Linked DNA regions of Homo sapiens: all the other regions are linked to region 1. A link is an interaction called in ENCODE POLR2A ChIA-PET data of the cell type or tissue named here. Cell type or tissue: K562. All regions are shown on one strand.

The links. Peaks named below come from ENCODE experiments on the same cell type or tissue, not always from the same donor. Only the 100,000 strongest peaks of a DNase experiment are listed, where the experiment ranks them.
Region 2: POLR2A ChIA-PET joins it to region 1 with 6 read pairs; 1 of 35 experiments calls an interaction of 5 or more read pairs at or near these places.
Region 3: POLR2A ChIA-PET joins it to region 1 with 6 read pairs; 2 of 35 experiments call an interaction of 5 or more read pairs at or near these places.

What each region holds. Positions count from the first base shown.
Region 1 is chr22:22,477,282-22,479,781 of GRCh38, forward strand. It overlaps IGL. Among named protein-coding and RNA genes, the nearest start is that of ZNF280B, 30 kb to the right of the region's middle. In K562, no CTCF peak of the experiment used is centred here; DNase peaks (open chromatin) are centred at 1,294 and 1,559.
Region 2 is chr22:21,742,927-21,745,426 of GRCh38, forward strand. No RefSeq gene overlaps it. Among named protein-coding and RNA genes, the nearest start is that of YPEL1, 8.4 kb to the left of the region's middle. In K562, no CTCF peak of the experiment used is centred here; a DNase peak (open chromatin) is centred at 1,430; H3K27me3 peaks cover 1,797 bases.
Region 3 is chr22:22,833,858-22,836,357 of GRCh38, forward strand. All of the region lies in intron 3 of LOC105372948 (a long non-coding RNA gene), which reads right to left. It also overlaps IGL. Among named protein-coding and RNA genes, the nearest start is that of MIR650, 12 kb to the left of the region's middle. In K562, no CTCF peak of the experiment used is centred here; no DNase peak of the experiment used is centred here; H3K27me3 peaks cover 1,233 bases.

The sequences.
Region 1 (2,500 bases):
AGTCAGGAGTTTGAGACCAGCCCGGCCTACATGGTGAAACCCTGTCTCTACTAAAAATACAAAAAATTAGCCGGGCATGGTGGCAGGTGCCTGTAGTCCCAGCTACTTGGGAGGCTGAGGCAGGAGAACTGCTTGACCCCTGGAGGCAGAGGTTGCAGTGAGCCGAGATTGCGCCATTGAACTCCAGCCTGGGCAGCAGAGTGAGACTTTGTCTCAAAAAAAAAAAAAAAAGCATCCTATGAAAAAAATGAAATTATTACCTTTTTATTCATATATTGAAATAACTTCCAAAAAGGCTTATGCCAATTGAAACTCCTTTTAATACATCCTCACTGACAGTAAACATTACAATTTATATAATATTCATCAGTACGCTACCATTGCTTTAATTCCCATTTTTGTTTTTGCTATGGAGACTAAATATTTTGCATTTATTTACCAATCAGCTATATTTATTCTTTGTGAAATGGACAGGGATTTTTTTCTTTACAACAATTTTATAATAGTGCATTAGAGATTTGTCTTAGTAATCTTTTTTTTTTTGAGATGGAGTCTGGCCCTGTCACCCAGGCTGGAGTGCAATGGTGCGATCTCAGCTCACTGCAACCTCCACCTGCTGGGTTCAAATAATTCTCCTGCCTCAGCCTCCCAAGTAGCTGGGATTACAGGTGCCCACCACCATCATGCCCAGCTAATTTTTGTATTTTTAGTAGAGATGGGGTTTCACCACATTGGCCAGGCTGGTCTCGAACTCCTGACCTTGTGATCTGCCCACCTTGGCCTCCCAAAGTGTTGGAATTACAGGCGTGAGCCAACACACCCGGCCCCCGATTTTTCTTAGTAATCTTTGGAAACACTTCAGAAATATTTTTAATTAGCCCTTTCATAATCTCAGGCTATAATTTTCCTGTTTATATGCCATAAAATGTGAACATGTTACACCGTCAAATAAAAAAAGCAAGGTGCAGAAGACTGTGCATAATATAAATCAGTTATTTAAAAAAAAGAAAAGAAAAAATAAGAAACTATCTGAAAGGCTAAAAAAAGAATCTGAGTTGTTACTTTTTCGATGTTTGAAGAATGTGAATATATTATATACTCAACATTTTAAAATAAATGAACTTTAAAAAGAATCCTCTCAAAATGGTGTCAGCCACAATGGCACACCAGAGAGTGGGAAGGCAACACAATGACCATTAACTCAGTTTTAGCTGCCTTCCTTGTATCATAAAAACTTCTAATGTTCCATTTTCCCTGTGGTAACTTCCAAGATGGCCTCCAGTGATTCCCCACCCTCTGGTATTCCTATCTGTATATGGTCCATTCCCACATAGCATCAGGGTTGCTCTGGGTGACCAAGAGTATACAACAGAGTGAAGTTATTTTACCTCCAAGGCTATTATAAAAAACATTGCAATGCCTTCCTTGTTCTCTTTTGGATCACTCATTCTGTAGGAAGCCAGCTGACATGTCATGAGGACCATATGACAAGGAACAGAGGGAGGCCTCCTGCCAATACCCAAGTGAGTTTGAAAGCCCTAGTCAAGCCTTTCACATGATATGGCCCCAGTCAACATCTTAACTGCAACCTCATGAAAGAAGCTGAGACAGCACCACTCAGTTAAGTGACCCCAAATTCCTGACCCTCGGAAACCATGAGATAACAAATAGTGGTGGTTTTAGTTGATAAGTTTGCAGTAATATATTATACAGCAATAGGTAACTAATACAGATTTTAGTACCTGGAAGGGAGGTGCTGGTGTAATACCTAAAATGTAGGAGTGGCTTTGAAACTGGGCAGTGGGCAGAAGCTAAAAAATCTTCAAGGAGATTGTCAGTGCAAGCCTTAGTAGAAAACTGGACTCTGAGAAGGCTCTGGTGTAGCTTAAAATGAAGTGAGGAACATGTTATTAGAAAATTGAGCAAGGGGTTACGTAGTTACGTAGTGGCAGAAAGTTTAGTGACTATCACCTAGTCAGGTGAAAGTAGAAAATGTACCTGAGTCATCTAATTGAGATTTCCAGCCAGAATGCTGAAAGTGCTGATTGGTTTCTTCTTGCTACTTATAGTAAAATCTGAGGGGACAGAAACAAGCTAAGGGAAGAAGTGTTAAACAAAAAAGAGCCAAGAGCCAGTACCTGCTGGTTTTGAAAATTCCCAGTCTTTCCAGATGGCAAAAGATGCTAAAATTAACTGCTCCCAAGCAAAGGTTATATCCAGGGCACTAAAGAAAGGTGCAGAAATATGAAAGATGAGGGTAAAAATCCTTTTTACTTTTTCTTTGAGACAGAGTTTCACCCAGGCTGGAGTGTAACGGCTTGATCTCAGCTCACGGCAACCTCTGCCTCCCAGGTTCAAGTGATTCTCCTGCCTCGGCCTCCCGAGTAGCTGGAGTTACAGGTGCAGGCCACCATGCCCAGCAAATTTTTTTTTTTTTTTTTTTTTTTTTTTTTTAGTAGAGACGGAGTTTCACCATGTTGGCCAGGCTGGTCTTGAACTC
Region 2 (2,500 bases), 730 kb before region 1:
GCAGAGGTAGCAATGAGCCCAGATAGTGCCATTGCACTCCAGCCTGGGCGACAGAGGGAAGCTCTGTCTCAAAAAAAAAAAAAAAAAAAAAAAGTTTCTATGTTGCCCAAGCTGGTCTTGAACTCCTGGGCTCAAGTGATCCTCCCACTTCAGCCTCCCAAAGCACTAGGATTACAGGTGTGAGCCACTATACCTGGCTTTTTTTTTTTTTTTAATTAGCTGGGTGTGTAGCACATGCCTGTAGTCCCAGCTACTTGGAAGGCTAAGTTGGAAAGATGGCTTCAGCCCAGGAGTTCAAGGCTGTAGTGAGCTATGATTGTGCCACTGCATTCCAGCCTGGGCAACAGAGCAAGACCTGTCTCTTAAAAAGAAAAAGAGAGATTGGCCGGATGCGGTGGCTCACGCCTGTAATCCCAGCACTTTGGGAGGCCAAGGCGGGTGGATCACAAGGTCAGGAGATTGAGACCATTCTGGCCAACATGGTGAAACCCTGTCTCTACTAAAAATACAAAAATTAGCTGGGCGTGGTGGCTCGCATCTGTAGTTTCAGCTACTCAGGAGGCTGAGGCAGGAGAATTGCTTGAACCCAGGAGGCAGAGGCTGCAGTGAGCCGAGAGCGCACCACTGCACTCCAGCCTGAATGACAGAGTGAGACTCCATCTTAAAAAAAAAAAAAAAGAGAGAGAGAGACAGATTAGGACACAGACACGCACAGAGGTATGACCATGTGAGCACACAGGGAGAAGACGCCATCAACAAGCCAGGGAGAGAGGCTGCAGAAGAAACAAACCCTTCTGATGCCTTGACCTTGGACTTCCAGCCTCCAGGACTATGACAAAATAAATTCCTGCTGTTCAAGCCGCCCAGTCTGTGGTACTTTGTTACAGCAGCCCAAGCTGACTAATATACTGGATTTTGGGGGTAGAAAGATACTTACAGCAACTCTCCTCAAGGGTCGCCCAGCCTGCCTTCCACCCAAATCCTGCCTAAATCCTTCGGGTTGGCCAAAATTAAGCTGCTTGCCTTGGTGTAACTTCAGCGCGGGCTAGTAGAATTGCTGTGGACAGACAGGGAACTTAACCTCCTGGGTGCCAGTGGTCTCCTCGGCCAAGTGAGAGGCCGTGCTGTGCGGAGTGCCCTCCAGAGCCCCTGGAGTCTAAAGTTCTGTGACTTGCTAAGACTTTCCTTTATGATTGGAAAGCCCATTAGGAAGCAGGCAGGTGCTGTTGGCATAGCAACCACAAGCCGTCTTATGTTCTTTCCAAATTAAAAATTTTCCAGCTTTAGAACTGAGGAGAGAAAGATGTAAGAGCAGAGATGAAATTAAGTTATTGATGGAAGCGGTTGCCATGGCATTGTGCTGTCCTTGGAGTCTGCCAGCTGCCACTTGATTTCTCCATTTTTCGTGCAAACGAAGGAGTCCAAGAGAAGATAAGGACCAGCCTCCCACAGTGAGGGAGAAAAACAAAACATATGTGTTCATTAGAAAGAGTTGACTCATGATGGGAACCTAAACAATATTTTAAGAGTAGCAGCTGGGCGCAGTGGCTCACACTTGTAATCCCAGCACTTTGGAAGGCTGAGGTGAGCAGATCACGAGGTCAGGAGTTCAAGACCAGCCTGGCCAACATGGTGAAACCCCATCTCTACTAAAAATACAAAAATTAGCCGGGCTTGGTGGTGCATGCCTGTAATCCCAGCTACTCAGGAGGCTGAGGCAGGTGAGTCCCTTGAACCTAGGAGGCAGAGGTTGCAGTGAGCTGAGATTGTGCCATTGCACTCCAGCCTGGGCAACAAAGCCAGACTCCATCTCAAAAAGCAAGCAAACAAACAAACAAAAACAGAGTAGCTATACACCCAATGTGCAGGCCTTCTCAAAACTTACGTGAATCACCTGGGGATTTTGTTAAAATGTGGTTGCTAAAATGGTAAGTCTGGGGTGTGGCCTGAGATTCTGCATTTTAGGCCGGGCACGGTAATCCCGCCTGTAATCCCAGCACTTTGGGAGGCCAAGGTGGGCAGATCACTTGAGGTCAGTAGTTCGAGACCAGCCTGGCCAATATGACAAAGCCCCGCCTGTACTAAAGTACAAAAAAATTAGCCAGGCATGGTGCCACATACCTGTGGTCTCCTCAGCTACTCGGGAGGCTGAGACATGAGGATTGCTTGAACCTGGGAGGCAAAGGTTGCAGTAAGTGGAGATTGCGCCACTGCATGCCAGCCTGGGTGGTGCAATCTTGGCTCTGTCTTAAAAAAAAAAAAAGATTCTGCATTGTATTGTATTGTATTATTTATTTATTTTTGAGACAGGGTTTCACTCTGTTGCCCAGGCTGGAGTGCAGTGGCACAATCACCGCTCACTGCAACCTTCGCCTCCCAGGCTCAAGTGATCCTCCTGCCTCAGCCTCCTGAGTAGCTGGGACCACAGGTGTGCACCACCACACCTGGCTATTTTTTTTTGCATTTTTTGTAGAGATGGGGTTTTGCCATGTTGGCCAGG
Region 3 (2,500 bases), 360 kb after region 1:
TGCTTGGGCTGCAGTGAGGACAGATTTACTAAGTGCTGGTTGCTGTGTTTTGTCTTCTAGTGTGGGTACACACATCTAGAAAAGTTTTAAAGAAGATTGGGGAACCCCCACCCAGCACTGGTGGGACTTTGAGTTTGCTACGGTTGTGAACAGAACATGGAACAGAGGACAAGGTGGCCCCTCCTGAAGATGAGAGTTTTGCTTCTTGCTGGAAGTCCCTGGACTCCTGGAGTGTTCTCAGGGGACCTCTTAACAGGATCTCAAGGGAAAGAATCCAGGGTACTGGATCCACACAATCAACCTCACGGATTTCTGAGTAGGTCATTAACCTATCATGCCTTTAGCGTTATCTCAAATTATACATGGTATCATCTCAACTAATGTCTAAAACAATATACGGCATAGATATCTAAAGAACTAGTGGTACATGGAGGATGGCTTTCTACCTCTGAGCCCTAGAAGGGACTGTGGGCCTTGGTTTGGGGACTCTAATGACTCTAAGTCCCCTGGTAGTGCTCAAGTGCAAAGGGAATGACTGACGCTTTTTTTGAGGCCCCTTCTATTGTGTAAAATTTATTCTGTACTTGTGACACCCACCTGGTCCTTCTTCTGAACATGGGAAATTGCCAAGATGAAGTCTCCAGGCTAACGGCTCAGACAGGAGCTCAGATAAACATGCTGGGAAGTGGAGAGCAAATTGACATTCAAAGCTCCTCCCAACAAGCTTCAAGAAGAGGGTAACACAAGAAGTCCTTGTAACCAGGTTCCACGGGGCAGCCTCAAGCAGAGCTCTTGGAAGTCCCTCCCACCACGGTCTGGGTCTCCTTCTACCTCCTGCCCTTCATTTTCTCCACAGGTCAGAACATCCAGGGAATTCAGGGAAACCCTTTCACTGCTATTTCTCCACAAGCTCCAATCCTCAGGGGCATTCTTTCCAGTTCTCCCGAGCATTCGGCATCATTCATGAAATTCTATGTTTCCAGGTCTCTGTGCTCTGGCTGTGCTAACTCAGCCCCCGTCTGCATCTGCCTCACTGGGAGCCTCAGTCAAGCTCACCTGCACCCTGAGCAGTGAGCACAGTACCTACATCATCAAATGGTATCAACAGAGACCAGAGAGGTCCCCCTAGTATATAATGAAGTTTCACAGCGATGGCAGACACAGAAAGGAGGACAGGATCCCCAATTGCTTCTCGGGCTCCAGCTCTGGGGCTGACTGCTCCCTCACCATGTCCAACCTCCAGTCTGAGGACGAGGCTGAGTATCACTATGGAGAGAGCCACAAGATTGATGGCCAGGATGGGTGAGCCACACACAGTGACACAAAGGGAAAGTGAGGCCAAAACCCCCCACCTCCCCTTTCTCCTCAGGGACTCAGAGTCAGCAGTCACATGTCCCCTTCCAAGTCCCTGAGACTTCTGACTCTCCTCCTGCAGAGACACCCCTAGGCAGAGGCAGATGCAGGCCATGATTTAGGCCATTTTGACAACTCATCATTCTGTCTCCTCAACACCAGTCTGTGGGGACCATACTAGGAGAGACCAGAGCAGCCCAGGCAGAAGGACCCTGAGAGAGTGGCCAGGCTGAGATGACCGTGTCCCAGTGTCTCACTGTGCCCTGTGCTCCCTTACCGGGCTCTGCCCCAGGAAAGGACATGGATCTTGACCTGTCACCCCCCATTTATGAGAGTTCAATGTGTGTGCATCCTCGTTAGCACTTGATATTGTCAGTTTTTCCTTAAAGTCTTTCAGATAGAGCTGTAGCGATATCTAATTATGTTTTTAACTTTTATTTCTTTAATGACTTATTATGCTAAGTATCTTTTCAGGTACTTATCTGTGCTTTGTATGTCTTCTTTGGTGAAATATTTAATCAAATCTTTGCATTTTTAAAATTCAGGTTTCTCAGGTTCACATTTCCTCATGTATTTGTATGAGTTTATATGCATGCATGTGTGTCTATGCATTCCATTCTGTGTGATTTCCCAACATGTATCAGCACAGGTATCCACCACTACAATCAAGACACAAACCAGGTCCATCACAACATTTCCTGGTGTTTCCCTTTGATAATATCTACCTCCTCCCACCCAGTTCCCTCCCTTGCCCAACCCTGGCAACCACTGATTTGGTTCCCTATTCCTAAAATTTTGTCTTGCAAAAACGTGATACAAATACAACCCTATTGTAGTAGACAGACTTTGGGGTTGGAATTTTTTACTTAGCATCATTCCCTATAAAGTCATTGGAAAGGTGTGTGTATCAATAGTCAGTTCCTTTCAATTGCTGAGCAGTATCTCTTGGTATTAGTTTAACAAAACCTGATGAATTACTCACCCACCGAAGGGTATCTGGATTGTTTTCAGTTTGGAGCTACTACACCTGAGGGTGCTACGAACATCAGTTTGTATGTTTCTTGTGAACATAAGTATTCAGTTCTTTGAAATGAAGGTCCAATATTATAATTGCTGTGTCATACACTAATTAGGTCTTTAGTTTTCT